Linked DNA regions of Homo sapiens: region 2 is linked to region 1. Evidence: read pairs that join two places in POLR2A ChIA-PET (ENCODE). Cell type or tissue: PC-9. All regions are shown on one strand. Each heading gives the region's core, and the rest is flanking DNA. Links, peaks and the distances in the headings are about the cores only. Region 1 overlaps CPED1 (cadherin like and PC-esterase domain containing 1). Region 2 overlaps CPED1 (cadherin like and PC-esterase domain containing 1).

Region 1 (16,952 bases), core at 7,153-12,152:
CTGCCATAACATGAAAGTATTTCATTAGTGTGGCAGTTTGCAAAAAAATGGTCACAAATTCTTCCTATCCCAGTATGCACACCCCTTCGCAGTGTGACTTTGCAGCTTCTCACATCCAGTGGTGGAGTCTATTTTTTCACCCCTTTAATCTTGGCTTATTCATGTGATGTTCTTTGGCCAATGAGATATTTAGCAAATGTGATGTAAACTCCTTTTGCTTTTTAGGACTTCTGTAACAAATTGCTACAAACGTCACAATTTAAAACTAGAGAAATTTATTCTCTTGCAGTTTTAGAGGCTAGAAGTCCAAAAGTCAAGATGTCCACATGGCCACGTTCCCTCTTAAAGCTGTTAGGGACAATTCATTCGTTGCCTCTTTCCGCTTCTGGTTGTTGGCATTCCTTGGCTTGTGGGTGCAAAACTCTACTGTCTGTCTTCATCTTCACATGAGTGAAGATGTGAAGATGTATCTTCTCCTTTGTGTGTCTTCTCTTCTGTGTCAAATCTCTCTCTGACTTTCTCTTATAATGACATGCACAGGGCCTATCTGGATAATTTAGGAAGATCTCATGTTGATATCTTTAATTTAATTACACCTGCCAAGGCCCTTTGTCCAAACAAGATAATATTCACTGGTTCTGGAGGTAAGGATATGGACATATCCTTATGGGGACAGCCATTCGATCTACTATACAAGCAAAAACTTTGAAAGGACTTGGCCTTTTCAAGTGGCTTTGTTCTCTTGCAATTCTTAAGAATCCTGAAACTGCCACTGTGTAGCGGAACATCAGGTGGACTACAAGACGATGACAGGCACATGGCCAAGTCATCCCAGTGGCCCTAGCTGATACCCAGCCAATATCTAGGAGCGTGAGTGAAGGCAGGCTAGACTACCCAGCCTCGCTTAGCCACCATCTGCCTATAGAGATGAGCAGAGCTGGTCCAGACAATTTATAGAACCATGAGAAATAATAAATGTTTATTTGAAGTCACTAAGTTTGGAGATGATTTGCTCTGCAAAAGCTGACTGATTCAATTTGCCTTTTATCATTGTTTAAATTTTGTCTTCATTTCTCCTCTTTTTGAAATGGAGCCCGCATCTCCTTCTCACACCTCTCATATGGAGAAGGTGATCTAAGAACCTCATGTGTTTTTTCTTTTTTATTTTCAGTGCTTAGAATGCAACTTAAGCCTTGCTGATTCTGATTGAGTTATTTGTTTCAAACTTCTCTAACTTCACTCTGGCTTCCATCCCAAACATTGAATAGATTGAACCCTTTTTAGGGTGAGCATTTTCCTAAGCATGTTCTCACCTTCTTATCTGAATACATCACACTAGACCACTCTACTATCCTTCAAAAGATTAGACTTGTGATTTGAGGCACCATCTATTTGAAAATAACCCAATTTTATGGTGGCTGAGAAACAGGCACCCCTGCCAAGGCTGTTTTTATAGCAATGGGTACCTGGAGCTGTGGGAACCTCCCTGTCACACCAGGATGGGCAAATAGCTACAGTTATTCTTCTATTCATTTAGAAGTGGTAGGATACTTCTGTTGGAAATAGGGGTTACAGTGACTGGGGAGAAGAAAGGCAGAGAGAGGAAGTGAATGGAAAAAGAATCACCAAATTGTCCAGGAGAAAAATTTTCTGGTAGGGCCTTCAGTCAGGTTACAGAGCAACCAAGGGCTGAGAAGAGGTAGATGAGTAAGAACCAGCCTCAACAGGTAAGCTGCTGTATGAACAGGAACCTGTGTGCCTCTCCACCTCCTCATTTCACATTTCTCTTTCCCATTCCTCCTCCTGACTGGTTGCTCCCCCATCTGATCTCTCAGTCAATGGCACCACCATTCAAATAATGGCTGAAGAGTCATCCTTGAACCCTCTCTCTTTAGCCTCTCACACCCCAACACCAATTCTTGTTTCTACCTTCAAAACGTATCCACATTTCTCCTTTTTTAGACTACCATATCTCACCAACCTAGATCAAGCCACCATGCTCCTCATCTGGACCCCTGAATGGCCTTGCAACTGGTTTCTCTGCCTCTGTTCACAATTCTCTTCAATCTGTTCTCCACAAAGCAGCAGAATGGGCTTAAAAAGTAAATCAGATTATGATAGCCTCCTGTTCACTATCTTTTAGAGGCATCCCTTTGCCCATAGGGAAAAAATTCAATTTCTTACCTTTCCTGACTCCTGTGTGATTGGGCTCTTGCCTTTCTCTCAATCTCTCTACCACTCACCCTGTGTTCAACATGTTACACAGTCAGTGGTTGTGGCATTCTCTGAATATGTGAAGACTCTCCTACCTTTGGAATTGTCCTTTTGCTGGGAGTATTTTACTGTCATCTCTTGAAATGGCACTTAGTCTCATCACAGAATTATAGCTCAGATATCACCTATTCAGGGCAATCTTTCTACCTCTCATAAAGTGGGCAGACCAGTTAGTTCCTAGTCAACATCCATCCTGTTCATTTCATTCTTAGATATATTAAATACCTGTAACTATCTGAATTTCTTTATATGTGTATAATTAATTATCTGTTTTTCATCTGTCATTCCATACAAGAATAAACTTTACAAAGGCAGGGACTTTGCCTTGTTTCCTGCTATGCTACTGGAGCCCAACATAACATCTAGCATATAAGAGGTAGCCGGTAAATACTTGTAGCAGGAATCAAAAGGCTAATTTAACTCATAGGAAAACCATCCCTATTTTATAGACATGGAAAGTGGTCCATAGATGTAAGCAGATTTGTCTAAGGTCATAGAGTTTGTACAAGGACTTTCTTACTGCACACCGATCCCCAGACCTGTAGAAGTATGGCTTGGGATTTTTCTTTTCTTTCCTGCATATCCAGTGCTATAGATCTAATGCTGGTGATTTATTTCTCTCTCCTTTAAAGTAAAAATGCAATTGGATATTTGCTTATTACTCAGCCTGAAAGGATGTAATCATCGTCCTATTCATGTTGTAAAATCACATTTCTTTAACAGTAACTCCTTGAAGGCATGAAAATGAAATATATTTCCTTAGCATAATGTTTTTCTTCTGTGACTTCTGAGTTTAAAGTAATGATTTCTCTGTGTGTGATTTGAACAAATATTCTTCATGTAGATAATCTGAGTAATCAAGCACATAGAAAAATTCTTATACCTTTCAAATATATCTGAAAAAATTTCTAGTAGAAGTTATTCAGAAGTTATTCTACTAGAAATTTCTACCAAAGCATCAGTTTGGAACAGTATGTTTTTTAAACAGATTGATGAGGCTATGGTACCTGGAACTGTTAGATTCCGGAAAACTAGAGACCAAATAAGAAGAAGCTGATGTAGAGGGGAAACATAGTGCATATGAATACGGATATATATGTAAATAAAGGGATGCTTGGAATTTCCTCTCCTGTTTGAAGTCCCTTTCTCTAAATTTTAAAGACTTGCTTCATCGAGCTTCTAAGAACTGCTTTTACAGGCTAGGAATAGGGAGTGAAAGGACAAATTGTTTTGAGACAAAGAAGACAGAGTGATGTGTATAGGAATGCTCTGTGTCAGCCAGTGACGCAATGAGAGAATGACCGCCCTATAGGCAGACGCTCCATAGAGATCTAACAAAAGCAATGAAATACGTCTTTATGTTGCAGAAGGTAGAGAATACAAAATATATCTGAAGAGTCCTGGGAGAGAATCCATTTCTGCTGCCTCAGTAGCACTCAGAGAAATAAAACACAAATTTTCAGTTCTATATCATAATATCAGGTCATTTAGATAATTTAAAGGAATTCCAGTTAACAGCAGATTTGAGGCTCAGGTTGTAATCAAATAGAAGTAACACAAAAGATTCATGGGTACAGTAGTGCAGTCTTACATGTTAAGTATAAAATGCCAGCTCTAACTGTACAGTAATTTTAAAACTGGTATTGTGTAGTAAGTTTAAAACTATGTGTTGCAAAATCTTTTTTGTTGTTGTTGTTTTTCCAAGGAAAAAAGTTTAGGTCTTAATTTTTGGGCAATGGGACAGGGTGGTGTTTTTGAGCTTGTGGTGACTGGCTTAGACTAGAGTTTTATGGAAATCAGTCCAACATCCCTGACATATTTTGTATGATCTACACATAAGACAGTATAGCATGTTTATAAGTCATTTCTTCTAAGTCAGTATTCCATATTCCATAAAAATATCCTATATTTGTGTACTTTGCATATTTATACCACTCTCAAGTAAATTCCTTGAGGAGAAAGAGCTCTAGAAAATATCATTGAATTTCCTTATATGAAAAAAACATTACAAAATGTACATTTCTTCACTTAAATGTATACTCACAAGTTTATGACTAATAGGCTTAACTTTTCCATAGAAAAAAATTAAGATTATTATATTTTATGATATGAATTTGAGCTGGAAGAATGAATTTTCTTAACATATAGTCATCTGAGGGATATCATTCTTTAATAGCACTGCATATTAAATTTTACAAAGTGTTCTTAAGTGAAAAAACAATGTCCAGTGGCTGGCAAATGCTGAAATCATTCCAAATAATTGTGTGGCCTAGGTAATTTAAATTGTAGTGAGGAATTATCATCATTCGCAATCTACTTAAAAGCACAGCTTTCTTACTGTAAGTATGGGTTATAAAATAACTTTTTTAAAATAAATATGTTTAATCCAATGGGGGAAAAATGCTCCATGCTTTGCTAAGCATTTTTGCCTTTTTTCCTCTTGCCATTGGACAGCTCAGACTATTTGTACAATAGCAAAAAAGACCACTAGGGGGCAATACAGTAATTGTTTTGCTCCATCTCACTGCTATGTAGGCTTCCTTAGTGAAAAAAGATTGCTGTTTCTTCTAAATTTGAAACCACATTTTAATATATGGAAGGAAAAAGGCTGTATTTCATTTTAAACTTACAATGAATAAATCACATAAGACAAATGCAAGTCAGATTTTCTCCTGAAGGGAGCAAAAGCCTGTCTTCCTTCAGCAGACAAATCAGTTTTACCTAGTTGGCACATTTGAGGATATTTTATATTTAGAATTTGTCAGCCTTTGAGACAGATCTCAAGGAATAAAGGATATTGTTAATAAAAATCTCAAAAATGATATACATTTAATAAGTTTCAAAACGTACTGGTAAAAACTTACTTTTTTTCTATACCCAAAGTAAAAGTGTAAAAATCATTTAACTTCCCCACTGAGTAAATATTCTGTAATAAACTTAAGCATTAAAGCGATTAATTTTTGGAGACAATTACTGCCATTATTTTCACTGTTATTACTTTGCACCCACATACCACTTTGTAAAGGAGTTATTTTTATTACTAATTATTCTTTTCAGCAATTTGATGAGTGGAGTCTCTATTCTAATTCATTTCTCTCTCCCTGAATCGGCTGAATATTAGCTACTATGCCAGGCACTGAAGATTTGTTTCCTACATAAATAAAGAATAAGCAAACTCTCTTCTTTTAAGGATTTCAAAAAGATTTAGGCAAGTAGATTTTTCCTCTTGGTTTTTGTTCTCCTGTTTGCTGACTTCATGTGATTTTTTCCTTCCAATATATTTTCCTGTCATCAGAAGATATTTAACATTACCACAGTGATGAAAAAGTTAAGCCTTGTTGTTAAAGTCTTAGGGATAAAGATTTATAAAATTAAATTCAATAACTCTCTAGGTGTCTGTACAGAAATGAAAACATTTAGGAAGATTGCAGGGAGTTTTGCCTTAATTCATGGTCCATTTCCCAAAGATCCATCTTAACAATCCTTTCTTGCATGAGGGTAGTGAAGAAAGGGAATACAGCTGTTCTGTCTTCGAACATCTCTACGGCTTAGCTGGCTCATCTATTAAAGAAATAATAAGAAACTAAAAAATTAAGATGGTGCTGCTCTCTATGGACGCTTAAAGTGCTTTGAAAGATTGCTTACACTAGACCTCTTTTCCCAGGCTTGGTTTTTACTCTAAACACTTGTTTATTTTATAAACTTGTTATCGGCAAGGTGTAACAGAAATCAGAGTGACATTACTGTGCTGGGCAACGGCAGAAAGAGGAAGAGCCCGCAGAGATTAATTTTTAAGAGCTTCTGTGAAGTTCACGGGCAATACACTTCCAGGATCCAGTTCAGAGAAACAACACTTGCTCTTTTCAAGTCCATAACTGGGTCCCATCCTCATCCCAGCATATACCTTCCCTTGATGGCTCCAGGGAGAAGCAGGCTGTGAACAGGACAGGTGAAGGGGAGGAGCTGAGAAGGGAAACATACATTCTATCCTCCAAAGTACTATTGAGGAACTTTTCCATCTTTCAAGCATCCAGAAGGAGGGAAGAAGGAATGAACTTACCTCACCTGATTTCACACTGAAATCCCTGAGTATTAGCTTACCTCCATTTTTCTGGATATATAATTAACACTTGCCTACTGATTTTCTAGTATTAAAGGCAATAATAATTAGCAAATTTATTCATTAGTGTTAGGTTTTACCTTTACACTGTCATAATACATTATATATATATATGTAGGCATATATACACATATATGTGTATACCTATATAAAGCATTATATAGCATCTACCTATATAAAGCATTATGTTAGTTAATTATATTTGCATATGTCTATGCGTTCATTACCCTAGTTCAGAAGGGAAAATATGCCTGAATTAACAATGATGGAATATGTAAATCCATAATACTATCTTCTGTTGTAGAACCTGCTCTTAAATCATATTTTCCCCAAATGGCAGTTTTTAATAAGTTATTATTAATGAGGTACCTTTAATTAAAATAAGGATGATAGACAACGATTCACTGATAAACATTTTTGAGCATCTGCCATGCGCCAGGAACTCTGTGAGGCTCTGGAAATGCAAACACATTGCTTGCCTTTTTGAGGCTTAGAGTCATCTGCTTAAGTTATCATTTTGGCCAGATAAAGATGATCATCATTAATGAATAGTTTTCTTTACATTTAGGATAATCATCCAAGTTCAGCCTTCAGAATTAACGAATGTACAAAATGACTTGACAAATCTTTTAATAGAACCAAGTTGGGAATGAAGGAATGAATGAATGAGTGAATGAATTGCTTTTTAAAAAGACACAAAGTTGCTATAAAGAGTATTAGTGCAATCTAACATCAATGTGGGCTGATTACTTTGCAGTTATTATAAAAGTTTTTAAAGTAAGTCAGCTTTGGTCACAAGTTTATTCAATTACATGCTGGTTATTTATAATTTCTATTTATATAAAATCATACTTTAAAATGAACACCCTGATGCAATTTTAAAATTTAATTCAAGCAAAAGTAGGTTAAGTAATACGTCAACTCTTTTTACAAACTCTCAGGAGAAGACTTTTATTCACATTCTTTCTACAGCTGACATAAATCTCCCGGGCCTAGCGAAGGGCCAGATGCTCAGTCAAAAGCCTTTTACAAGGTCTGCTTCGTAGCCTGCAGTTTTGGACATAAAATGAAGATCAGGGGAAGAACACTTCCTAAGGTTGAAAAACCATACTGTCACTTTATACTTTCTTCCAAAGACATTACTCATTTTTACCTTGGGAATATATAAGCAATCTCACCCAACATTATCAAAGGCAGTGCATAAATATTGACGACAAATGAGGCTAACTTCATCCCTACAACTGTGTCATATTTCCAAAATGAATAAGGGATATATGCATCTTTTTAAAAGGAATCTTGTACATAACACCATTCCTCTCTTTGCCACAGTTCTCCTCTGCCCTCTGTGCACATTTGCTGATTGTATTGATGTGAGAGGGAACTGCAAGCACTGGAGATGGAAGAATGGTCCCCTGAAGGCCAGTGCAGCGGTGGTAGAGAGCTGGTGATTTAGAACTTACAAATCTGACTTGAAAAAAGGCTACGGTATCCCAGATTTCCCTATCTCTATCAAAGTGGCCCTTATCCAGAAATTCAGATTATGACATCTGTCTATTGCATTTACTGGAAAACAAATGATCATTTGTATAATATTTACCTATATCATGTATATATCATTGCAAAGTAGAGTGGCTGGCTTATAGCAGTTAGGGATAAAGTAGACTCAGGCAATTTCTTCATGCAGTTAAAATTTTTTTAATGACCTTTGATTCAATTCAATCGAAGAGACATTTATAGGGAGCTGATTATATGCAAGGAATCATCTTCATATAACTTTATATCTGATGTCAAATATGGAATAGCAACAAATCTAACATCTTCAAATATGGGATGGCTGATCAAACAATGAATTAATTTATGTCTTGACTGGACAAAATAAGGCTTTGGACAAGCTTTTCTGCCAGAAGTCACAAATCTCTTCAGCGATACATTTTCATAAAAATAGTCAAATATGGTCAGAAGTACAAAGAATCTTCAGACATCATAAAAAGTTACAGATATTACAGTTGCCTCTCTGTTGGGTAACTTATTTTGTGATTTACAACGGATGAAGGGATGACTTGTGACTTTTTGCTCTAAGAACCGAATTTAAATTTATGACATTTCTTGCAGTTAATCTTTATGACCTGTGTTTTAAGACAGACATAGATGCATTTAACCAAAAGTTATAGTTAGAATATTTGTGAAAGAATTTTACTCGTGAATTTATAGATACAAACTGAAGTTTTATAATTAAGAGCTTTTTAAGGGAAGACATTTTAAAATAAAATATTTCTTAAAATTAGATTTATTATACTCATCAAGTAAATGATATTGTCTTAACAGCAACAAATAGAGTTGATTTAAAATCAGATCAAATGGTATAGTAAGCAAATATTACATTTGCGAATTTTTCCCTTTCAAAACTTCCTCTGATTTTAGGTTTGAACATCCTTGGGAAACATCTAACACTAAAATTTTTAAATATTTTATTATGTAGAAGGGCATTAAAAATAGTTTACAAAGCTTCTATTTTCCATTATTCCTCAAATTTGCATTTCTTGATTTTTTTTACTCTCTCCAAAGCTTTAACAGATAAAGTATCTCAGCAGAAGACCTAATTGGAAATAAATGAGCTCATAGTTATATCTGTTATTGCCTTCATACCTTCTTTAGCTGCCAGAATGTTCTATAAATGTTCACTGATAACTAGTTTAGTGGGCTTGCCTCATCACACAGTACATAAATCACTACTGATTTAACTAAGTCATTTGGGCTTTGAATTCAGTACTCAGTACACACACACGTGCACATACACACACACACACAAAATTATGTTTTGTGGAATTTAAGGACAGTGTTTAATAACATGCTGGTATAGCGTGGGTAGTTTTTAAAGTGGGTTTGGTTTTGTCCTCCACATTAGCAGTGAGAAGTTTCTGTGTATTTTTTCACATCTAAAAATACCAGTAGAAAGCAGTATTTCTGAGGATGGTTAAGTAATTTAACAGATGAGTTATAATCTATTTGTTTTAACTGAAATAACAAGTACATCAGTTGAAGGGTAAATAAATATCCTCTTGTTTTCTGAAACTTATCTGTATCATCAAGCGTAACTTTGAACTAGTAAGGAAACAATCACTTTCTCCACATTGACCCAGGAAGCTGCACTACCTCCCTCTGAGGAGATAACAGTATTGTCCAGAATAATCAGGCAAGATCTTGAAAAGATAAATCCCAAGGAGAGGATGAAAATGACAAGAACTGCATGCTTTCCTATGCTACAACCGCAGCTTGCATCTGTCTCACAGAAAAGACAAAAATATGAATAAGAAAGGAGATAGTGAATGAAGCATGAAAATCTAAAGAAAACCAGATCACAAGGAGATTTCTTTTTTCATTTATTTTCAGGAAATACATAAATAAAAACTATCATAAAAATTAGCCTGTTATTTGTATCAGGGTAGGGGGAGCGGCACTTACATACAAAGAGGAAAAATACTTTAAAAATTATTTAAAATACCTAAGAGCTTCAGTTTCCTGTTAAGATGATTCACTAGCCCAGGTGAAATGAGAATGAAGCAAGAATTTGATAACAAAGAAAAATAACAAACACCTCTTTGAAAGGGAGTCTAGAGCTATTGTGAACTGGTCTGACCAGTGGTAGCCACGGTCAGGGATAAGTGGAGTTGGGGGAGGGGAGTTGTTGGAGGCTATTTGAGAGGACAGGCTGAAGGAAAATATTTTCGTTTTCCTCCTAACTCTCCCCTGTCTTCCTCTAGGGCAATTATTGGTTGTTCCTTCCTTGTTAAGGATGCTAAGCCCAGGCCCAGGATTCAGATTGCTAAATTTCTTGGGAGAAAGGAGGAAAAACTGTATGGAGTTACTGGTCACATGTGGCATTCACTCCTCCACCCTACTGTCTGTCAACCTTCAGCCTTGATGACATATAACGGAGGAAGATGTGCTTCCTCCCTGTGCTTTTATGCCTAAGAGAGTTTAGGGGGTGAAATTCTGACCAGGGAAGTTACCTGGCTACAAAGGGAAGTGACCAAAAGTGGTTTCTTCATGTTTGGAGCACATTCTGTCCCTTCTCCTTGGATTCACCTGAAAGGACTGACCTTCCCCAAACATCATACTAGCTGGAATAAATAATGTCTGCAGGAGGACTTAAGCTCAAAGGACAAAATAGAGAATGCACAAAAAATACAGCTACTTCAAAAGAAAGGCAACAAACTGAACAATATATATCATGCTACCAAAACTGATAGATGAGGAATTTAAAATAAGCATGCCAGCAATATACTCAAGGAAATAATGGAAGATAGTAGCAAAATAAAATGTGAAAAAGAAGTCATTAAAAAGAACAAAGAGGAAATATGGTAAAAAATATCAGAAGTAAATAAAAATATACATAGTTTTTAAGTGAAGGGGCATGAGCATTTAAGTTATACATGCAGCATTAAATAAATAACTGAAATACAAGAAACAACGGATGAGACAGCAACAAAGCTATAGCGTAAGAAGGATTTTGATATAATTTGGATATTTGCCCCCTCCAAATCTCATGTTGAAATATGATCCCCAATGTTGGAGGTGGGGCCTGCTGGGAGGTATTTGGGTTGCAGGTGTGGATCACTCATGAATGGCTTGGTGCCTTCCCTGTGGTGAGTTCTCCCTCTATTAGTTCACAGGAGAGCTTGGTTTAAGAGCCTGGCATCTCTCTTGCTCCCTCTCTCACTATGTGACATGCCTGCTCCCACTTTGCCTTCCACCATCAGTGGAAGCTTCTTGAGGCCTCACCAGAAGCCAAGCAGATGCTGGTTCCATACTTGTACAGCCTGCAGAACCATGAACTAAATAAACATTTTTCTTTATACATTTCCCAGCCTCACGTGTTCCTTTATAGCAATGCAAAAACGGACACAGATTGTACGATTCAAAAGATAAGATTGAAGAACTGTCTCAGAAAACAGAAATGCTTCCAGAAAGCAGATAAGAAAAGCCAAATAATATAAATAGAAATGGAAGGATCAAATCTGGTCAACAGGAGAAGGAAGAATAAAAACAGTGAGCAAAAATATTTCAAGAAATCATGAAAACAAATTTTTAGAATTAAAGATTAAGGACATCAGACTCAAATTGAAAACACTCAAATAATAAAAGAAATAAATCCAGGAGGGCATTGTAAACAATGTGGGGAAGTAAGGATGGTAAGTGTCTTGATAAAGTTTTGTTTTGTTTTTGAGGAAAAAAAAAACCAAAAAAGGGAACAAGTGATTATTTCAACTAAAACTAAAAATCTACATTGTGATAATGGGATTTGGGGACATGGTACAGAGACCAAAAGAGTCTTGAGAAGGCAAGGTTGGGAAGCAGATAGAGATATTGAAAAGTCTAAGAAATCATAGGAAAACATAAACAATGAGTGCATGTTTTAAATTAACAGTGACCACTGTATGTTATATAGGTAAAGAATGTACAACTTTTAAACTTACAGAAGAATATGTAAGCTTTTCAGTGAAAAAGCAAAGTTTAAGAGGAGAAAAAGAAAGCATACTAAATAAAAAAATAAGATGGCAGAAATAAATTCTAAAATTTGCTCATGCCTTCTTCTTGAGGTGGAAGATTTTCCAAAATTCAAAATTCAGTTTATGAAGGTAAATTCTGAAAAAAATCAAGTTCAGTCATTTTCTAATCTGTTCAAACTATGAGGGACCCTATGCATTCTTTCCATTTCTATTTCCTCTTTTTGGTATGCAGAACAATAAAATACTGTAAAATCAAAATTTCTTTCAAATTTATCAAACATATTGTCACTAGATCTCATTTTCAGCCAAGTTGACCTGAGCTACCTTTTATAACTTATTAAACTTTTTGGGATTATTATTGAGTTCTTCCCTGAAATCTTCCCTATTATCCTTTATGTCATAGCTTGCTATATTAGGCACACTTGAGAGCTTTATTTTTCACTCAGCAAATATTCCATATTGACTGGTGTGATGAACTAGCATTATGCTTCCTAAGGGTGAAGCAAAAAGCACAAAGGCAAAATTGTATTTTCATTTGTTGCCTTGACTATATTTTTCTTGAATAAGTGAAAAATTAAGAAAAACAGAGTATAGCTGTGAACTAGCTCTGTAATAAGTAGATCAAAGAATTGAACTATCATGATGAATTGAGAAAAAAGAATGTAGCCTTTGTGATCCCTAGTGAATTAAGCTGCTTCCAGTTCATTTTTAAACCTGCACCTATTAAGTGAAAATCTTTTCTTGCGGCAATAAAAAAGATGTGATCCTTGTTCAATGGGATTTGATAACCATAAAGGTGGGAAAATGGCAGCCCAACTCACTTTACTTTACTTCAGTGTACTTACGTGAAATAATAGCTTCAACCGAGAGCTTACCTTGACAGTGAAGCGTTTTTTCTTTGGTGGATTCCAAACTGTGCCCGTCGAATGAATGAATGCACGCAAAGGGGTTAAGGACGTCACCAACACATACGCTTTAAGAATCACAGATAGATCTTCGGCTCGAAAGATTGTTTCATGTGGAGCAAGGACTGTCGTTTCATTCCTAAAAAAAAAAAAAAACATAGTTAGCGCTCCATAATGTAGGGTTGAGTACATAATTTGTAAATTACCTACAAGCTTTGTAAACTGCTTCTATCCTTTGTAGGACGCCAGCCCTCAGTGTGTGGGTTTCCTTGAACAATTTCAGTTGCTTATTAGCATCACCACCAGGTGGTGGAGAGGTACAGCGAGAAGGAGTCAAATTGGTAATAGTTCCCCACTCTGGCAGATTTAATCAAAGTATTTTTAAAAAGTAAAAAAGGTGGCTGAGCGTAGTGACTTATGCCTATAATCCCAGCACTTTGGGAGGCCGAGACAGGCGGATCATGAGCTCAGGAGTTGGAGACCAGGCTGGCCAACAGGGTGAAACCCTGTCTCTACTAAAAATACAAAAATTAGCTGGGCATGGTGGCATGGGCCTGTAGTCCCAGCTACTTGGGAGGCTGAGGCAGGAGAATCACTTGAACCTGGGAGGCGCAGGTTGCACTGAGCTGAGATTGCATCATTGCACTTCAGCTTGGGCAACAGAGCAAGACTTTGTCTCAAATAAATAAATTAATTAATTTAATTAAATAAAAAGGTGGAAAGGTAGTATGTAGAATAAAGTTGAATTTAAAAAATAAATATATAAATTAGTTACAGTACCCGTGACCTCAGATGCATGATACCATTGCAACAAAAGTGATATAAATTACAGTTTGGGTGAAACTTTCTAAAAGCTTCTACCTCTGCCTACCTTTGCTCTATTTTTTCTTCTCTAGAAAAAAATGTTAAGTTTTTAAATAGTGGACAGGTCACCAAGAATATGCGAAAATACTTTCCCCACTAGTTCAATCTTACCTAATGTCCCTACTCCCAGATAATGAAGAGTTAACTTAAGGGATGAAATATTAAAAAATTAAAAAAATTAAAAAAACACCTCAGGCTACTAAGGAAAAGTAACACCAGTTTAATATTTTGTAATGAAACAAATATGCTTTCATCATAAATGATACCAAAATGTATAATTATTTGCTTTTCTACATCATATTTCTAAATGTTAAATATCTAAGTTTGATCAATGAAAGGACTGTGCTTTTATACATATATATTTATATATATATTTATATATATATTATTTATATATTTATATATATTTTTATATATTTTTATATATATATATTTATATATATTTTTATATATTTTTATATATATATATTTGAGACAAGGTCTTGCTGTCACTCAGGCTGGAGTGAAGTGGTGCAATCACAGCTCACTGCAGCCTCCACTTCGAGGGCTCAGTTGGTTCTCCTGCCTCAGCCTCTTGAGTAGCTGAGACCACAGGCATGCACCACTGTGCCTGGCTAATTTTTCTATTTTTTGTATAGATGGATTCTCACTATGTTGCTCAGGCTGGTCTTGAACTACTGGGCTTAAATAATCCTCCTGCCTTGACCTCCCAAAGCACTGGGATCCCAGGCATGAGCCACTGCACCTGGCCTACTTTAAACTTTAAAATTCTAGGTTGGCACAAGATGCATATGATTCTTCAATAAATACTATTAACTGTTTAAATACTACTTAATAATTATAAAATTAGATGAGGCAAACTTATTTGTGTCTTGGGTAAGATAATTAAAACCTCTTAATTTTTAACTATAATTTATCTACATTATAAAATCCTTTCCCTGGAGAAAACTTGGATAACTTGATACACAGCAGATGCTTTCTTAGATGCTAAGAGCCATAAAAAAAATAGCAGAAAAAAAATGCATCCAGCCATATTCATAGTCTAAGGCAAAGTCATTTGAGTATAAAATGGAAGTTAAAATTTTATAGTTTTGCATTGTCAAGGTTTTAAATTCAATTTCCTTTAATGTAACTTATTAGATAAGAGTCCAATTTACCCAAATGTTTATTTTCTGGCAGGACAGGTTTGAATTAATCTAGGAGAAAGTCAATGATGGCATTCTTTATTTAAAAAGGATAGCTGAAAATTTATGTAAGAGAAACTAATAATTCACACATGTGAACCCCCCATATCTGTTCTGTGCTTTTCTCTTGTTAGCTGTCTCCTACAATGCATGCTGGTTATAACAATTCAAAATGATTAGCTTACAGCTGTTCACGACTCCAGTCCCCTGGTTTCCACACACGTGGCTTCACTGTTTTTAAAAGGTGACTCGAAGTACTCGGCTTTAATTGCATTCCCTGATCCAGACACACAGAGGGACTCACTGGAAGTTGCAGTTCTGAAAAGATTCAAGAGAGCAGAAGACAGTCATTTTATTGTTTCTTTCTGGAACTGCTTTGAAAATAGAGTATGCTGTATTAAACTGCAGGGTACATGAGAAATATGCAACCATTTTTCTCCCCATTCTGAATCAAAAATGGATCCACTAAGTATGAATGCATATTTAGAGAGGCCTTTGTTTGCCATATGTTCTCTTACTACAGAGGAGGAAAACAACTGTAATAATTGATTTCATTTTCTTGCTCAGAAGGGGAGGTAGATACAATGTCTCTAACTGTCCAACATCAAGCTGATCTATCCTACAAAGCTAAGGGATGCATTCTCAATGAGGGGGTGGTGGCTGCAAGAGCAGACTTTTGTTTGTCATGAGAATATTACATAGAAAACTTGAGCTGATTTCCTGACAATACAATGCTGATATACTAAACTTTGTTATGCTTCCTGACCTTGGGAATCTCAACAACAGGGCTTTATTGTCTTATAAAATATTAATTATTGGATTTTAAGGTATATAAAAATAAAGAACAATAATAATGGTTTACTTAAGAACACTCATATGGACATGCTTAAAAATAAAGTTATTGCATATACATGATTACAAAAATCAAATATTACAGAAAGCAATCAAATGAGCAGAAAAAGCATCCTCCAATTCACTTCTATCTAGAACCTCTTCCCACCAAAAACCAATGCTTACGTATTAACTTGTAAGATCTGAATAAGCACATTGGGTCAGATGCATATATTTCTTCAATATAAAAGTTGATGTAATTAATATAAATATCAATGTATCTACATGAACCTATATATGTAGGTATTTCTGTTTGTTTTTTTAATTATCCCAAAGAGGTGTCATAATAATATATGTCTGGCTTATTTATACCTACTAACCCATCCTGGCATCCTTTCCATATCAGCATATTCAGAGTTATTTCATACATACCTCTTAATAGCTTAGGGTGCGTCATTAAATAAATAAATATACATTTGATTTAGCCATTCTTTATTGTTGTGTATTTACATTATTTTTGTAATGTTTTTCTTTTGCTATTTCAAAAGTACTGCAATGAATACTCTTATACATCTATTTTGGTGTACTTTTACAAGTTTGTCTAGTGGCGGATTTGTATTGGTATGTGTAATTGCCAGGTCAATGGTAAACGCACTGCAAATTTGTTAGACATGACCAGATTGCCTCCCAAAATGGTTGCTCCAATTTCCACTCTCTCCAACAGTATTTAGAAGTTGTTTTCTTAATCCCAGGTCACAGTGCTTTATTTTTTAATTATATAATTTATCTAGCTCTCAAAATAGAACAAAGCCTTTAAATTATTTTTCCCCTTTGTGCACATTTCATCAATACTAACATAGTCTAATTTAAAACACTTCACACTCTTAAGTAAAAGTCAGCAGAAGTCAAGCTGTTCAATGTATTCCCGTATCTCATTATTTAGCACAGTGTGATCTTCCTCCAAAAATGATAACTTACTTGTAAGTTTTCCCTTTTAATGAAGTTCTAATACATCATAATAAAGGAAATATTCAAATGGCTTTGGTTTTGGAGGTGATGAATGAACAGCCATTAAGTTAATTTTCTTTTCTTGGGAATCACAACTTTTAAAAAGTTGAAATGTTTATGTAAGCCTTTCAATTTGCAGTAATAAAATACGTGTTCTTAATTAAAATTTTACTAAATAGAGTTATGTTTTCAGAGTCTATTACTAGGACAAGTTTTGTTTCTCCAAAGAGCTGATTTGGAGGCTTCTTTTGTATAG
Region 2 (16,952 bases), core at 7,359-12,358, 100 kb after region 1:
TACAAACTGCTGCTGTCCTTGTCATATTTATAACACACTGTATCAGCAGAATGGCCCAATACCAAAGGGCAAGAACAGTTTTAGCCGGTCTGACAACAGGTGCACACATTGCGTATGTGAAATTAAAACGATGTGAACAATTATGTCAACCGCACTAGCAAGTGCGAGATCATCAAATGCTAATAGCAGCACTTTTAGAAATAAGAGGTCCTGATTATTCCCACAATTCCAAAGGTATATTTTTAATGGAAGAGAATACATTTCACCTGGCCACCACTACAACAACTTCACTTGACACAACACTGCTGGCCCAGAATTTAGAAAAGAATGAGTGTTACATAATGTTAATTCTGAGTGTTCACTTGCCTCTCTCTCATCTTGAGAGAGTTGCAAAATATTTCCTTAGAAATCCCTTTGCTAGACTACATAAAAGTTGTTTTATAACTGGACACTTTTTATTTTTACTGAAAGGATGTCAAAATCTGAAAACTTTATGCCATCTGAGATAAAGCAAAGGACAGAATGTTGTCATAAAGTACTGGGAGCATTGGATGCAGCAAAGTAGAGTAAAAAGAGAAGATTGGGAATCAAAAATCTGGATTTGAATTCTGGCCCCATCACTTGCTTGCTTCATCTACTGAGCTAAATTAATTAATCTACACACATCAGAGTTTTCTCACATGTGTAAATGAAGTAACAAATCCTACTATATGAGGTTGTATTGGGAATTAAATGAATTTTCAATATGAAAGGGTCCAACGTGGTGTCTCACCAATAAATTATGTTAAATATATGTAAATAAAACTGAGTAATAATATTATATTGTAACTTTATATTCGAAATTCCATAAGCCTTTCAATTAATTTGGTTTGATCTATGTCCTAAAAAGCATTTTTGCAATAATGTGTATGATTCCATATACCTGATATATGTTTTCCTCTACAGGAGCGATTATGTTTTAATGCATAAATATAATTTGTTTACTTATTAAATTTATTTGATTTTTTTCCTGGGCCTCCCATATCTTGGAAACTTATGTTTATTTTCTGTCTCTCCATACCAGGATGGAAGCTAAATGAAAGCACATGTTTTTGACCATTTTGTTCACTTTTGCTTTCCCAGCCTAAAAACAGTACTTGGCATATAAGAGACACATAATAAATATTCTTTGAATGAGTGAATACAAACATCTTTTCCTTCAATGTGTAGAAGTCTTTGTTATAAATACAGCCATGGAAGACTGGGAACAGAAAGTGGTTAAGACTTGTATTAACAAATTTATTTCAATAGAATTGTAAATACTAGCAAGAATGACAAATATAGAGTTAAATATTTAAGCAAAATAATGAATTTACAGTAAAAATTGAATAAAGAGCTACTTTATAAAAGTACTATATTTCTCAGTTACTTACACATTTAAAAATCTTTACTAAGACTTACCGTGAAGCCAAGAAATATAGCTCTTCAAAATATAGTAAGGCTGAAAAATAAAACTTGTTTTTTTTTTCACATAGCAGAAAGATTTTTTTCTGGATTTATTAAAGTAGCCATGTATTTATGACATCTTTTGATGTTCAAATACAACTCATATAGTAGACTTTGGATGTGTGTTATATATGACTAAAAGTTAAATTGCCTTCCTGGTCCAGATTTTGGCATTTTAGAAATATTATAGAGTCTATCATAGTGAATTATGTGTTCATTTTTGCACTGTAAGAATAAAATACAGATTCTTTTCCCCACTGGTGAAATGTACTCTTATTTTAGGGAATGTAAGAAGTAAATGGAAGGAATTTTCTAGGATCTATATCATATACATTTTCTATTTAAAACTTATGTTATAATTGCAGGACACTTTAGGGACCACAGGTTTCTGGATATGCAAGGTGAGGCTTGAAAGCATGTCCCTCTCCAAATGAAGCTTTAGTGTACTTCTGTTTGCATCTTACAGCTGACTTAACTGAATCTCAAGCTGATGATGGGAGGGCTACACATTTCTCAGAACTACTCCAGATCACTGAGCATCTTCTGACTGTACTCCCAAACCGTACTTTGGGGCTATCCCAACCTTCAACATCTAATGATAGGCAAGTTCACTCACCTGTGGATTTATATACAAATAAGAGAGATAAAAAAGTAATAAAGTTTGCTTATCAAAAATGTATTCCTGCAGGGCGTGGTGGCTCACGCCTGTAATCCCAGCACTTTGGGAAGCTAAAATAGGAGGATCACTTGAGGTCAGGAGTTCAAAACCAGCCTGGCCAATGTGGTGAAACCTTGTCTCTACTAAAAATAGAAAAAATAGCTGGGCATGGTGGTGTGCCTGTAATCCCAGCTACTCTGGAGGCTGAGGCAGGAGAATGCTTGAACCCAGGATGTGGAGGGTGCAATGAGCTGAGATCGTGCCACTGCACTCCAGCCATGGTGACAGAGCGAGACTGTCTCAAGAAAATTTTTAAAAATTAAAAAAAAATGTATTCCCAATAGAGCTTTGATGAAATAGCACCCACTTAAACAGGCATCACCAAAACCCATTATCACCTATATCCCTCAATGTAATTTTCCCAAGGGCACACTTCACAATGTATAACTATATATTATTTGTTTAATGTCCACTTCTCCTACTACTCTGTTCCATGAGGGCCTAGATTTGTCTGCTTTGGCCATTGTTGTATATGCAACTTACTGCCAGGTTCTAAATAAGAAGGAATGGATGAATAAATGAGCAAATGAATGAATACATAAATGTAAAGTATGAGCTTATTTTTTATAAATACATGCATGCCCTTTAATTATTTAACTATTAGGTGGAAAAAAATCTACCAGAATATTTCAGTCAAAGGTTCAATATTTGCATCTCAAACCATAAAATATTCATGACCTCTTCATCTCCAGTGACTCTCCTCCACTTCGTTTCAAACACCTGCTCCAATGGCCATATCTTAGACATTGTGGTCTCAGAACAGCCCCTCCCCTGAAATTATAAAATGAGATATTCCATTCTTTGATTGCACTGAAGTGTCTGGCTCTTCTCATTTATTTCAAATTTATTAGTTCTTTAGTCATTAGTCTTTTCACCTAATGTGAACTTTTTTTTTTTTTTTTTTTTTGAGACAGGGGCTGGCTCTGTCACCCAGGCTAGAGAGCAGTGGCATGATCTAGGCTTACTACAACCTCCTCCTCTCAGGCTCAAGCCATCCTCCCATCTCAGCCTCCCAAGTAGCTAGGACTACAGGCGCATGCTACCACATCCAGCTATTTTTTAAATATTTTTTGTAAAGATGGGGCTTTTACCACCTTGCCAAGGCTGGTCTTGAACTACTGGGCTCAAGCAGTCCATCTGCCTCAGCCTCTCAAAATGCTGGGATTACAGGCATGAGCCACTGTGGCCAGCCTGAACTTTCTACTGGCCTCCTTTTTCCTCAGCCTCTCTCTCTGCAGTTCAGATTCCATGGTCCAACACTCCAACCACCCTCTATCTAATATATTAAATTTCCTTGCTGTGCTGCACTTCCTTCACATCCACATGGCAAAACATCAAACATGAAAGAGCTTGGAATCCACAGTAAATCCTCTGCCTTTAAGGAGCTAACAGCCCACCAAGAAAATCAGACATAAGCAACTAGTTATAATAAACTAGGATAAACCCAGTAAGTCAGGAGGCATAGCATGCTGTGGAAACACTGAGCTAAGGGACCTGAGGGAGATCTCAGCAACGTGCCTGTCCTGCACCTGGGCTGGGATTGCTGAGAGATACTGAAGAAAAGCACCCAGTGGGACAGATTTTGGATGGCAAAACCGATTCTGCCTCTGTCCTCTGGCTTGTTCTCATCATTCTTTCATTTGTCTATTTAACATTTTTGAGCATTTTCTAGGTAACAGGCATGGTCTTAGGGTCTGGGAATGCAACAGTGAAGCACCCTATCCAGGTTCTAGCCCTCACTAGGAGGGCTAGTGTTTTGCAAGAAGAGCAATAAACCATTAATGAAATCACATAATTTCCTATGGAGATAAGAGTTCTGGTTTGTTAAAGAATGATCCAGGAGCTCTTTTAGATGATTTGGTGATTAGTCTTTTGATTCTGATTAATCCAAATTAATCCAAATTAATCCAAAATGATTAATCCAAAGTAAGTCTATTATAACTAATGCTTGCCTATATTGTGAATATTGTGTATGAAAGAAAATAAGTAATTAAATTAAATCAGTAATTTATCTTCCTATCTTTTCCTTGCCTTGAAGAATTGTCTTTTTTCTCTTGAAGGTCCTTGCTGTTGACCTTGAAGGCCAGTACCATAATACTTTTTATTGTGAGTGGCAAATAGCGTCAGATAGGAAACAAGAAATGACTGGCAATGATGATAAAAATGGAGCAATGCAATGCTACTTATTATCTTGTTAAGTAGCTAGTAGGAAACCTAAATGCGGTGAGTAGTGGAGAATTTAAAGGTTGATAACTCTATGCTGGTCTTTATACGTAGGTCCGACTTTGAAGAACTTTGATTTGGTTTACTAAAGCCATGTCAGGAAGGAGGCAGATGAGGAAAACTGGACTTAGTATAGACAGAAAAAGAGTGCTTTTCTTGTTTTGTTTTCTGGATGGATGAGTACCCTGATAGAATTTCAGAAGGCGAGACTTTTACTACCTGAATCGCAGTATTTTCTAAAAACCGCAAGCCACCCCTTCCATATTGCAGAAAAGAGGTTAAAAAAAAGAGGTAAAGAAAGAAAGAAAGAAAAGAAAAGAAAACAGTGAAAGTAACCTGAGTCACTAAACCATAAGAGGGATGCCTGAGACCTGCCCTAAGGAGGCATTAAACCATACAGGGGAAGCCTGGGAAGAGAGAGAACTGTGAGGGCCTGAGCAGTGAGTTCTGTTCTATGGAGCCTGATTTGGTGTAGAAAGAGCAAAGAGAAGCAGCAACAGGATGGTCAAATAATGCTATGTGTAACTGAGAAAGAGAGAGCTAAGGTACAGAGAATGAAAACATTCCAGTATTGGAGAGAAAATTTCAGGAAAATTAATTTGTTGTGAAGACACTCAGTAAACAGAAAGGGAGTCTGTAAGCCTAGTTTCTATTAGAAGGGAAGAAGGCACAAAAGAAGAAAACAGAAGGAATAGCAGGGCAGACCCTGACTTGGACATCCCAGGCTAGAAATTAATTAATGATAAATGCTGTAATGCCTTAGTTGCCTTAGTTCACATCTGAAATACTGATACCTTATAGATCGGTCATGATTTTTCCTTATCAGAAGACTTTCCATCAAATCTATAAAACAGTAAACATATAATCTGAAGGTAAACTCTGAGAATTCCTGGGTAACCTCAATGTTTAATGCCCATTCTCCTCACTCAAAACTTTGGGACCATACGGTGCCTTTCTGAAAAAGGTGTACAACACAGAGCTGTGTAACTGAAGGAAGAAGAGAGGAGAGAATGGAGAATGGAAGAGTGCAAGTTGCAAGACAAAAAAAAAAAAAAAAAATGCAACCTGAACAGTTTCGCAACGCTTCAAACTCCAGCAAATGTAGAATCATGCTGGGTATAGCTTCGGCTCCAGTGAGGCTCCTTCCTTCCCCAAGCTAACCCCTACGCATAGGGTGAATCTTGGAGGCAGAAAGAAATTAAAGGCAAAACTAAGAACACAAGGACAGTGTTTTCTCCTAAAGTGCATATCTAGGATCACCAGCTGTGACTTCTAGCCTTCCTGTGCCTGGTGTTCATTGTTGTCTGCCAGCCTCCACCTCCCCTGGAATGCTCATTCGTTTCAACCAATGTGAAGGAACCTATACTCTTTCCCTTTTCTGCTTCTCCTAAATTTTCCCTTTTCTCTTTTCTGAAAAAGTATCTTTTTCAGCCTCCTCTTCAAGGCTCCTTTGAGATGCCACCCACGTTGCACAGCTGTGGGTCAGCAGTTTACTATTTACTGTAACCTCACAGACATAACACAGATCCAACTGAGATTACAAAAACACAGGGATAGCTGAGAGATGGTGGTCTTGACAGTTTCCTTCATTATGTCTGTAAGAATAAGACAGAACTTGAAAATAAGATAGAACTTGAAAAGATAAAGAGAACGTAGTTCACCTTTTTTTTTTCCTTTTTTGACACAATTTGATGTGATTCCCTATTTTGGAGCCAATGAAAATCACTCCTGAGTGTGTCCCTCTTTAGTCTCTTCTCCTTCCCTCTGCTTTCCTCTTCCTTAGACTCTTCCCCTATCCCTGTCCTGTCTTTCTCAGACACTCACATAGCACTTAACAGAAGGAAGAAGTTATTTTCTTTCTATCTCCAAGCCCTGATTGCTTTTGCTGGTGTTAAAGTAAATGCTCTCCAGCTGACTCTATGAGGTTTCTTATTGCCCTCTGAGTCTTACCACAGTGTCAGCAGTAGTTAAAGGACGTCCGTAATGAAGAAAATAGAGAATTGACAATCCACAATTATGAAATAACAAGCAGAGGACAAGGAAAGACCTTGTTCTTTTGAAAAATGTTAATATAATAGCAAGTCTCTGTCCCCTGATGCCAAAACAACAAGTTAATTCAGCAATTCAGCCTTAAAATAGTAAGTCTATACAGAGGCAATATAGCAGAAAGGAAAGAGCATTGGGGCAATTACAACAACAATATCAATACCTAAGCATCATGCGGTCGACCAAACATTTTCACAGATGCCAGAGACTCTGAATCTGAGTTTGAGGCTTTTCCAGCCACAACACAAAGCCTCCTGAATCTCAAGTCTCTATTTCCCCCAACCCCACTCATGATCAGCTGACACTAATTAAGTTCCACTTGATGAACTTCATTTTCTTCATCTGTAAATGAGCACTGACACCTTCCATCTACTTTTTGTGCTACTGTAAGAATCCAAAGTGACTCAGTTTAGACAAAAGCATTCCAAAATATGGAGTCCCACACAAGCGTAAGATATTACTAGAGAAATAGATCTTAAAGAATTGTCAGACAAAAGAACATGTTGAAAAATTAACATAGTTTAAGTAAAAGCCCTTAAATTTTTTTTAAATGGGGAATAACAGCTTTTTTTGTTTGTTCGTTTCTAAATTTTTTTATTATACTTTAAGTTCTGGGATACATGTGCAGAACGTGCAGGTTTGTTACATAGGTATACATGTACCATCGTGGTTTGCTGTACCCAAACAGTCATCTACATTAGGTATTTCTTCTGATGCTATCCCTCCCCAGCCCCCCACCCGCCGACAGACCCCAGTGTGTGATGTTCCCAGAAATACCATTTGACCCAACAATCCCATTACTGGGTATATACCCAAAGGATTATAAATCATTCTACTAAAAAGACACATGCACATGTGTTTATTGCAGCACTGTTCACAATAGCAAAGACTTGGAACCAACCCAAATGCCCATCAAAGATAGACTGGATAAAGAAAATGTGGCACGTAAACACCGTGGAATACTATGCAGCCATAAAAAAGGATGAGTTCATGTCCTTTGCAGGGACATGGATGAAGCTGGAAACTATCATTCTCAGCAAACTAACACAGGAACAGAAAACCAAACTCCACATGTTCTCGCTCATAAGCAGGAGTTAAACAATGAGAACACAAGCCTTTAAAATTTAATCATATTGTTTCATAAGCGTTCTGTCAAATTACATGTAGGATACAAAAAGGTAGTGTTTATATATGAGACATTAAATAATTTTAAAATACTAAATAAGCCATTATCTCTATGATTATTCTCTGATAAAAACTCAGTGCTAGAGCAAACATATCATTATAAAAATACATAGGGGCATGATGTCATACATACAGTGAACATACTTCTTAGATTTGGGGGCTGGACCAGAAATTAGTCCATTTGTTAATTGTACAACTACATATGACTTCATTTTTACTTTGTTATGTTCTATAAATAAATTCACACATTAGGATATTAGCCCTTTATGAAACATTACATTCTCTGTTTATCGCTCAGAAAATATGGTCACAAGTGTCTACTCTTAGGGTCTTCCAAGGGTTCCCCTAGAAATTCCTGAATTCCTTGCTTTAATTCTCCATTCAATTTTCATTCTTCTCTATCTACTTTCCCAACCACAAAATGTGCTTCTCATCCTCCCACCTCCATCCTGCCCAGTTTGTGACCTCAGTTGTTCTCCTAGCTCTGCTGTCCCCTTTGCATTTCACTTCTGCACACACACACACAGCCCAGAGTTCTGCAATGGGTCATCATGAACGAACTTGTGGCAGCCGGCCTAGAATCTCTTTCTGGCACAGAGCAAACATGTCCTCCTCTGGGCAGAGTCCAGCCTAATGGAACACCTGCCGGATGTAAGGGTAGAATTCAGGCACTGATTTAGGGATTAAGAGATTCTCCATCCACTGCCTATCCAGTCACCACATTTATACCCCCTGGAGGAGGAGGATAGGTTCTAAGCCCATTTCAACTGTTTAACATTGTCAATCCCATGCATAGCATCTCTGGCTCCTGCCTTCTCCCCTTGGCATTCAGATGCATGTAGCAACCAGTTCATCTGGATTTTCCCCAGAAATCCAGGGCTCCCTTGAGCTGAACAGATGGTTAAGGATGGATAGCCAACATCCTTCATGCAGGTGGCTCTGCATCTCCAGGGCAGTAAAGATCGGCTCCACTTCTTGTTGAATGAAGGGCTGCAGGATAGAGGCACATACCTGGCAAACCCAGAGAAACGTTGCCTTATCCTATTCATGGAGGGACCATGGTATTAAGAAGAATGTGGGGAAGAGGTACCACATTCCACATAAAAGAAGTAGACCAAGTTTCCTTCAGCACACATTTATGTCTGGGCATTCATTCTGTTTTCTTGCTTACTCTTATTACCCTCATGGCTATTCACTCTCCGTGGCCTTCTTATCTGGTCCTTTCAGTTTACTGGCCATTACTGACATGCAACCTTGGCTCTCCTTTGAGACAACCCTGGGTAACACTTTCTCCAACCTGACTGAGATCCAAGAACTCTCCCTCCCATGCTTTCCCTCGAGAGGTGCCTCCACTCTACCCTGTCTACCTGTTCCTGCTCATGTTGCCAGATGCTGCACAATCACACTAACGTATCATAACAAAACCTCACATATTCTTTCAAAATCAGCCCTGGAGATCTCCAAATTACATATTCATTCTAGAATGTTTAAGTATCAGATGGCCAGATTCTTGCTCCTACAATCAAAAATTGGCAGGAAATGCCAATATCTAAAATTCCCAAATATAAGCACTCTTTCCTAAAGGAAGGAATAATACATGATCTAATACTGATATCAAGTTTTCAAGTCCTTAAACTCTCTAATCCTTTCTTTATGGGATCAATTGTGTTGCAGAATAGCTTTTGGCTTTCTTCTGTGGCTGGCTGGAAAAGGAATTTCCTTTCCTAGAGTTCTAGTTTATTCTTAAAGGGTCTAGCAGTAGGTCTCAGTCAGGTCTAAAGTGGAAATCATGTCTTAGATGGTCAAACAAATTGCTTTGGTCTTCTTAGGAAGGCAGGAGGTGAAGACATCTTTTGAATGAAGGAAGACCTGGGTGGGGACGTTGTTTGGGAATAATCAGAGTTTAAGAGCTGAATGGAAAATACGAAAGAAGAATTCAAGGACTGCTGACCACCACAGAGAGTTCTATACTGAATACGCAATGAACTTACACTAGATCTTGTTCATCCATTCATTCGACATATTATGTGCCAGGAATTGTGTAAACTTGGTCTCTGCCCTGATCCAGCTGACAGTAATTTATTGGAAGGTTTTGTTTTAATGCTAGATGTCACAGGGTATGGTTACATTACTATAAATGCTTGGTTACTTTGGAAATGTGCTTAGGATTACGTACACATTATTGGATAATGAGACATACTCCTATTTATATCCCAGAAAAGGGGCTTCCTTTTAAGATATTATTTTACAAGAAAAATAGGAGACAATTCTAGCTTGTGAAGTTTATATGTCTGACAGAATATATTTCCGCAAATACAGTTTATCTGCTCTCAGGCAAAACAAGTTTGTTAAAAGCAAACATGGTCATACTTTAATCATTGTTTTTTTAAAAGAAACATAGTACACTCACCTCCTTTCTTCCCTATCTTCATATACTCCCCCACAAGAAAACTAACTCTGCCTCAAACCTATCTGCTTTTAAAATAGCTTATGTAGTTCTAAAATACTTAGATAAGTAGGTTTAGCTTGTATGATTGGGAGTTTCAGATGTGTTATTAATGTTTTCACTGTTTATTCAGAAAAACAAAAGATAGTTCTTAAAGATAATAACAGAGAGGGGAGTAAAGGGAAACATTCAAAATCACTTCTGCCCTCTGGGTGTGTCCAGTAGGGAAGGTTTACTGCTCAGTATGAAAGTCAGCTTTCTGATTGATGCTTTGCTAAGGTCGGGTAGTTCCTTCACTACTATAGAAAAGTTAATTTCCTGTTCCATTTTTCCTGAAGCATTTGTGCACTTTGGCTAAATTAATACTAGATTTTCCACTAGGGAAGAAGTAGGCTTAGGGCTGTAGCTATTGGAATGCTATTATACTTCCTATTGCTTATTAAAGAAACAGTGAAACATCAAGAGGAAACTCAATTGTAGCAGCACAATTTTGGACTCCTAGTGGCATTTTGAAACATAACTTTATAACTTGGCATTTGTATAGCACACTATACTATAAATTTTTAATGAAAAGAGTGTTTCCAGTAATCACATTTGTGTTTTATATATATATATGTGTGTGTGTGTCTTCTTTTCCCAAGAGGCACCAAATGCAATGAGAATATTTTAATGATATCATTCTTTTGGATATGAAAATATATATTCCTCTGTCTTTTATAATCTCAATGTTTTTCAAAGTACTCTCAGCTAAAGTGTCTAATTAGATCCCATAGCACCTCTGTGACAGGCATTTCAATCCCTGGACCACAGACTAGGAAAATAAAACACAAAGAAGTCACTTGTCCATGGTCACTCAACTCTTCATTATGGAAACTGGGATTCCCCATTTCAGTCCCAGGTAATTTCCCTTTCTCTTGGAAAGGCTGAATGGGTCACGGCAGGATCTGTTTCAGATACATGAACTAATTTAACAGTTTGTTCTGGTGGTTTCTAGAAGTCTGCACCACCACCCTAACGCCACCTACTTTTTCCTATGCCAAAAGAAATAAGAAATATTATGACCCCGGAGCAATATTATTTTTTAAGTAAATTCCATTTTCTTCCCATAGTTACACATTACCATCAGGCTTCTTGCTCCACCTGACTCTTCCTAGATTGGCTACCCCAAATCCCTCTCTCAAGCATACTCAAAATATGCTCAGGTCAGCAATTACCAGCTTCAATTTGTCAAGATCAGCTGTGATGTATGTTACAAGAGACTTGCTATGAAAAGAACTAAAATATCAAAATTTATGAATAATTTATGTTTAATAAATGAGGGAAGATATGTTGCATTCTGACTCCTGGCAGTCAAAGTGACTTTCTTGAGCAGATGAGGAAGTATTATACACATCCCTGGAAACCCCGTGGAATATGCTTGCATTTGACTGTATCTATAGGTGCCAAAAAGGAAAGTGGACAAGTAGCTTCAAACATTTACCTGAGCAAAATGTACCGAAGAAAACACAGGGTGACAATCAAAAATACATGCTACATATGCATTATTGAAGAAAATATAATGTAACATATACCCAGTGCTTGTTTTTGAGATGAGAGCTTAAACCCAGCTTCTCAGGGGAAGAAAGGACACACATAATATTTATTGAACATTGACTCTGGCCAACAACCATGCTTGATGCTTTCAAACATATGATTTTTATTCAGTTCCCACAAATAGGGGTTAGTTACGTTTTCCAACAAGAGAACTGAGGATTTAAAAATGTAGATAAAATTTACCAGTTGTCCTATAGCTAGGATAAAGCTGGAATTTGGACCAACGTATTTCACAACATACCCATGATCTGCTAGGCTTCTTATTCAATATACTTAACAGGCTTGAGATTGAAAGCTGTGCTGAAGATTGTAAGATCTATTCTCAACAGTCATATGCAGAGTTACAGAGTTTCCCTCTTACCAAGTTACTCTGACTGGCCTGCACTATAAATGAACGGTAGGGGTTCCTACTGAGAACACCCAGATAAAGGTTAGGGACACCAAAGGTAGTTATATGTCAAGGAACATGATAAGGCCCATTCTGCACTGCCAAATCCATGTGTTCTTCTTGATAATTATTTTAATCCATCTATTATTTTGGATCGTAAATACCCCTAGCCTCTATTAGTGAATTTAATTGAAAGTTGAATAAAATTTTTTAAGATCCTTATACATGGCCGACTCAGTCTTTTATTGTCACGTTTCTTTCCGAACTCCATATGTGGTAAGTCAAAATGCTTAATGTTACATTTTGAACAAGTCTCCAAAAAGTGCAAAAGTTGACAAAGTTCTGTTTACCTTGCAAATTTCCAAATTTGGTGTAGTTTCTGCCACAGAACGTAAATCCTATGTTAGAACATGAGCTCATTCTTTTAGTGAGAACAGATCCCTTGGAAAAAATATCTAAAGGAAGCCAAGGGGGAAAACGAAACCAAAACATTCCTTTCACCCCAAAAGGCCACAGACTCAGAGTTGATAACAGGAAGCCCTTTTTATAATGTCAGTGTATTTAGTGCTTTCCATTTCAGAGGGTTTATCTTATATGAATTTTCAATTCCATTTAAACAAGAAACAGAATTGCTTAGAGGGAGAAAGAAGCAGAAGTTCCTGCCACTATCTGAAAAAACAAGAGAGAATGACACTTATAAAATGATTAATTCTTTGATACATATGACATTTAATATAACTTGTTGAAATTTGAGCTTCATCAAGCCTTCATTAAAATGTATCTAATGTAAACAAATTTGAATTTGTTTAAGTTCTCTCAGTATGAGCAATTTTTCACCCATATGCATATTTCATTATAAAAATTTAACATCGCTCTAATCAACTGTCTCAGATAAATTCACAAACATTAAATGCTCATCAGGCAGCCTAACTAATTCTATGGAAGTTGCGTACCTGTTAGTGTGTTGATAACATCTCTTGAGAGCCTCGTATACATAAACTCCTGTATTTAAATTCCATCAGCAAGATTTTAAAATCTACATCTTCCAATCCAGTTACAATATAAAAATTTATAAAAGGAATGGCTCAATTTTAGGTAGGATCAATCTGTTAAAAATGGAAATTCCTTAACAGAAATAGAGGTTAGATGATGGTGACAATGAGGATAAGAAAGAAGAGATGTAATTAGAAAGGCACAATGATTAGGAAAGGATGTTATTTTTATTATTATTATGGTAGATACTTGAGAATGTTTATAGGCTAAGGACTTCAATGAGACAAAGGAGCTGATGATAACGAGAAATCAATGATAGTTAATTAATCAAAGATAATTAATCAACTTTAATGTAGAAGTGGCATGATGATTACCATTAGCCAGAAGTCCAAGAGATAGTACAGTAAAGAGATCAAGGGATACTTGTACAGGAAAAAGGAGAAGTGGAGGACTTTTGAGTTCAGCAAGAGAAAGAAAAGAGGGAGAAGGAGTTCCTCTCATATCTTGCCCTGCTCTAGAGTTGGCAAATTCAAATTCATCATTCATTTATTTATTCATTCATCGACTGAATATTTATTCAATGCTCACTATGTATCAGAGGCTGTTTTTACACTGGGGATGTAGCAGTAAGCCAATCAACTAAAGCATTTGATCTGAAGGAGCTTATATTCTGTGTAGAAAGACAATAAACCAATGAATAGATATGTTACTCAGGGTCCAAAATCTTAATCTCTTTCCTCCTATCTGCACTGAACTCACTCCTCCCCATCCCCAGCTATAACATGCTGTTCATCTCAGCATCTCAGACTTTAAAAAAAAAAAAAAGGATTCCACAAAACTGAAGACTTGCCTATAAATAAGCAAGTCTGACGTTGAGTGATATATCAGCCTCCTTAAGTTTGGTTTTGTTTCAAAAGATTCATTTTACTGTGAAAAGGCAACAGCTTAGAGGCTGGGGGATAGAGAGAGAAACTCAACAAAGCTTTCATCTCAGACATTTCTTATCCAAAGACTTATGTTGATTGCAGCAATTATTTATTGCTCACTGACTTTGTGAAGGCCAAATGTTAGGGTCTATAGGGTCCACAGAGAGGAGGGAGTCTTCAAGGAAATTAAATAATAATTATTTTCATAGTTAATATTTATTGAGTGCTTTCTATCTGCCAGACACTTTAAGTGCTTCATGTGATTTATCTCATTTAAGGATCATGTTAGCCTGGGGAGTTGGTGATAATATATCCATATTCAGGTAAGGAAACTAAATCCTAGAGAGGTCAAGAAATGTGCCCAAGGTAACAAGTTAATAAATGGTATTAATTTGAATGCAGTGTTCATGTACTTAACTATTCTGCCTTCCCAAATTTATTAGTTTCCTAGAGCTGCTGTAACAAAGTATTCGAAGCTGGATAGTTTAAAACAAGAGAAGCTTGCTTACTAAATCTCGTAATTCTGGAGGCTAGAAGCCTGAAATAACAGTGTCAGCAGTTCCTCTGAAACTTGTGGTGGAATCCTTCCTTGACTGTCGAGTTTCCGGGGGTTTGCCGCAATCTTTGGTGTCCTTCAGTGTGCAGCTGCATGACTCCAATCTCTGCCTTCAACATTACATGGCATTCTCCCTGTGTGTCTCTGTCTTCCTATGCTGTCCTCTTCTTTTTATTTTTTATTTTATTTTATTTTATTTTATTTTATTTTATTTTATTTTATTTTATTTTTTTTCGAGACCGAGTTTTGCTCTTGTTACCCAGGCTGGAGTGCAGTGGCACAATCTCAGCTCACTGCAACCTCTGCCTCCTGGGTTCAAGTGATTCTCTTGTCTCAGTCTACTGAGTAGCTGGAATTACAGGTGCCCGCCACCATGCCCAGCTAGTTTTTTGTATTTTTAGTAAAGACAGGGTTTCACCATGTTGGCCAGGCTGGTCTCAAACTCCTGACCTCAGGTGATCCACCCACCTTGGCCTTCCAAAGTGCTGGGATTGCAGGTGTGAGCCACCACGCCCCATCTACTGCCTTCCTATAACACCAGTCATATTGGATTAGGGGCCACCTTACTCCAGTGTGACCTCATCCTAACTAATTATATCTGCGATAACCCTATTTCCAAGTAAGGTCACATTCTGAGGTACTGGAGTTTAGGGCTTCAACATATCTTTTCAGGGATGGGGTACACAATTTAACCCATAATACCAATGAATGGAGTTAGCATATGGGGCTATAATAAAATAGAAAGGACATAGGTCTCAGTCCAGTCCTGTCCACACTATCAACTTGTTATGTTACTTTGAGAGAGCCACTTTCTTTCTGTGACCTTCTTTCTCTTCACTTAAAAAAGAAAGATGTTGAACTTAATCATCTCTAACTTATTTGCAGTTCTAACATTCTAATGTTCCTTCATTTATAAATAGTTACAATGAAACATAAGTTTTATTAGGGATGTTTAAGCACACATCCACTTATGGAGATAAGGGCTGCTATAATGAAGGAAGTGAAACTCCATAGGTTCTCAAAAGCTTTAAGAATGATCATGAAGATTTCTAGAGGTATTGAGTAGAGCAGGCTCCCTGGAGGAGACTCCTGACAGAAGGAGAGATGTGGGAGTTTAGAAAATAGGCAGGCTGTTGGGTGGATTATGGATTATGGATTACACATAGAGACAGGGTAGAGATAAGGCTGGAAAAGTATGTTGGAACATGCCAGGATCAGTGTGGTTTCTACTCAATTGAGTGCGCTCAACGTTACAACTCCTGAAAGCTTTCAGCAGAGGTATTAATGGGACCTGTGCACAGACTGCCTAGAATATGCAGGCAGATGGAGGGGTAACTGGTTAAACCACTGAATGAGTCTAGGTTAGTGACAACAAGGACACAGCATTGAGATTGTGAAGATAGATGCTAAGATTTTGGAATCTGATGAACTCTTATCTGAATTAATTTGGAGGACTAGAGAAAATTCCACTTTACATAGCCATAAGGGCTGTGCTCATGTGATATTTACTAAAATTATAATAGTATAATAAAGGGCTAAATGCACAGCATGGTCCCAGAGAGAAATTAGAAGTTAGAGCTAAAAAAGGAGCACCATGTCTACAGGCAATATATAAACCACAAGGAGGAAATCCAGATCTGGGCCAGATGCCAAGGAGAAGAGGAAGCAACATGCAAGCTGGTTGAGACTAATGTTTCTGAATAAGGGCTGTGAACAAGGCAAGAATATTTTGGACTTTGCACAACAATGTAAATATGATTAATACTACTTAACTGTATACTCACAAATGGTTAAGAGGTTAAATTTTATAATATGTGGGGTTTTTTTACCTCTATTAAAAATTTCTAAGGATAATTCCCTTTTCTTTTTTTTTTGAGACAGGAGCTTGCTCTGTCACCTAGGCTGGAGTGCAGAGGCATGATCACAGGTCACTGCAGCCTTGACATCCCTGGCTCAAGCAATCCTCCCACCTTGGCCTCTCGAGTAGCTGGGGGGCTCCAGGCACATGCCATCAATCCCAGCTAATTTTTTTTTAACTTTTTGTGGAGATAGGCTCTCCCTATTTTGCCTAGGCTGGTCTTGAACTCCTGGACTTAAGTGATCCTCCTGCTTCAGCCTCCCAAAGTGCTAGGATTACAGATGTGAGCCACCACTCCCAGAGTTATTGAAGAAGAAGAAGAAGAAGAAGGAGGAGGAGGAGGAGGAGGAGGAGAAGAAGGAGGAGGAGAAGGAGGAGGAGAAGGAGAAGAAGAAGAAGAGGAAGAAGAAGAAGAAGAAGAAGAAGAGGAAGAAGAATAAAAAAAACTGAAGAATGTTGTGGTCTTTCTAATTTGGAGCTCGCCATGTCGCTCAGTGGCAGACCTCAGATTTGGTAAGGAGCCAGGCCAGATGGA

Evidence for each region. ChIA-PET counts read pairs that join two places held together with the same protein. Peaks named below come from ENCODE experiments on the same cell type or tissue, not always from the same donor. Only the 100,000 strongest peaks of a DNase experiment are listed, where the experiment ranks them.
Region 2: POLR2A ChIA-PET joins it to region 1 with 5 read pairs; 3 of 35 experiments call an interaction of 5 or more read pairs at or near these places.

What each region holds. Positions count from the first base shown.
Region 1 is chr7:121,095,922-121,112,873 of GRCh38, reverse strand. CPED1 (cadherin like and PC-esterase domain containing 1) reads right to left here. Exons shown (of 23, transcript NM_024913.5): 6 at 15,043-15,175; 7 at 12,780-12,948. Among named protein-coding and RNA genes, the nearest start is that of CPED1, 120 kb to the right of the region's middle. RefSeq lists a silencer at 4,800-4,849. In PC-9, for the core only: no CTCF peak of the experiment used is centred there; a DNase peak (open chromatin) is centred at 9,993; H3K4me3 peaks cover 833 bases; H3K27ac peaks cover 1,989 bases.
Region 2 is chr7:120,995,765-121,012,716 of GRCh38, reverse strand. All of the region lies in intron 2 of CPED1 (cadherin like and PC-esterase domain containing 1), which reads right to left. Among named protein-coding and RNA genes, the nearest start is that of CPED1, 16 kb to the right of the region's middle. In PC-9, for the core only: no CTCF peak of the experiment used is centred there; no DNase peak of the experiment used is centred there.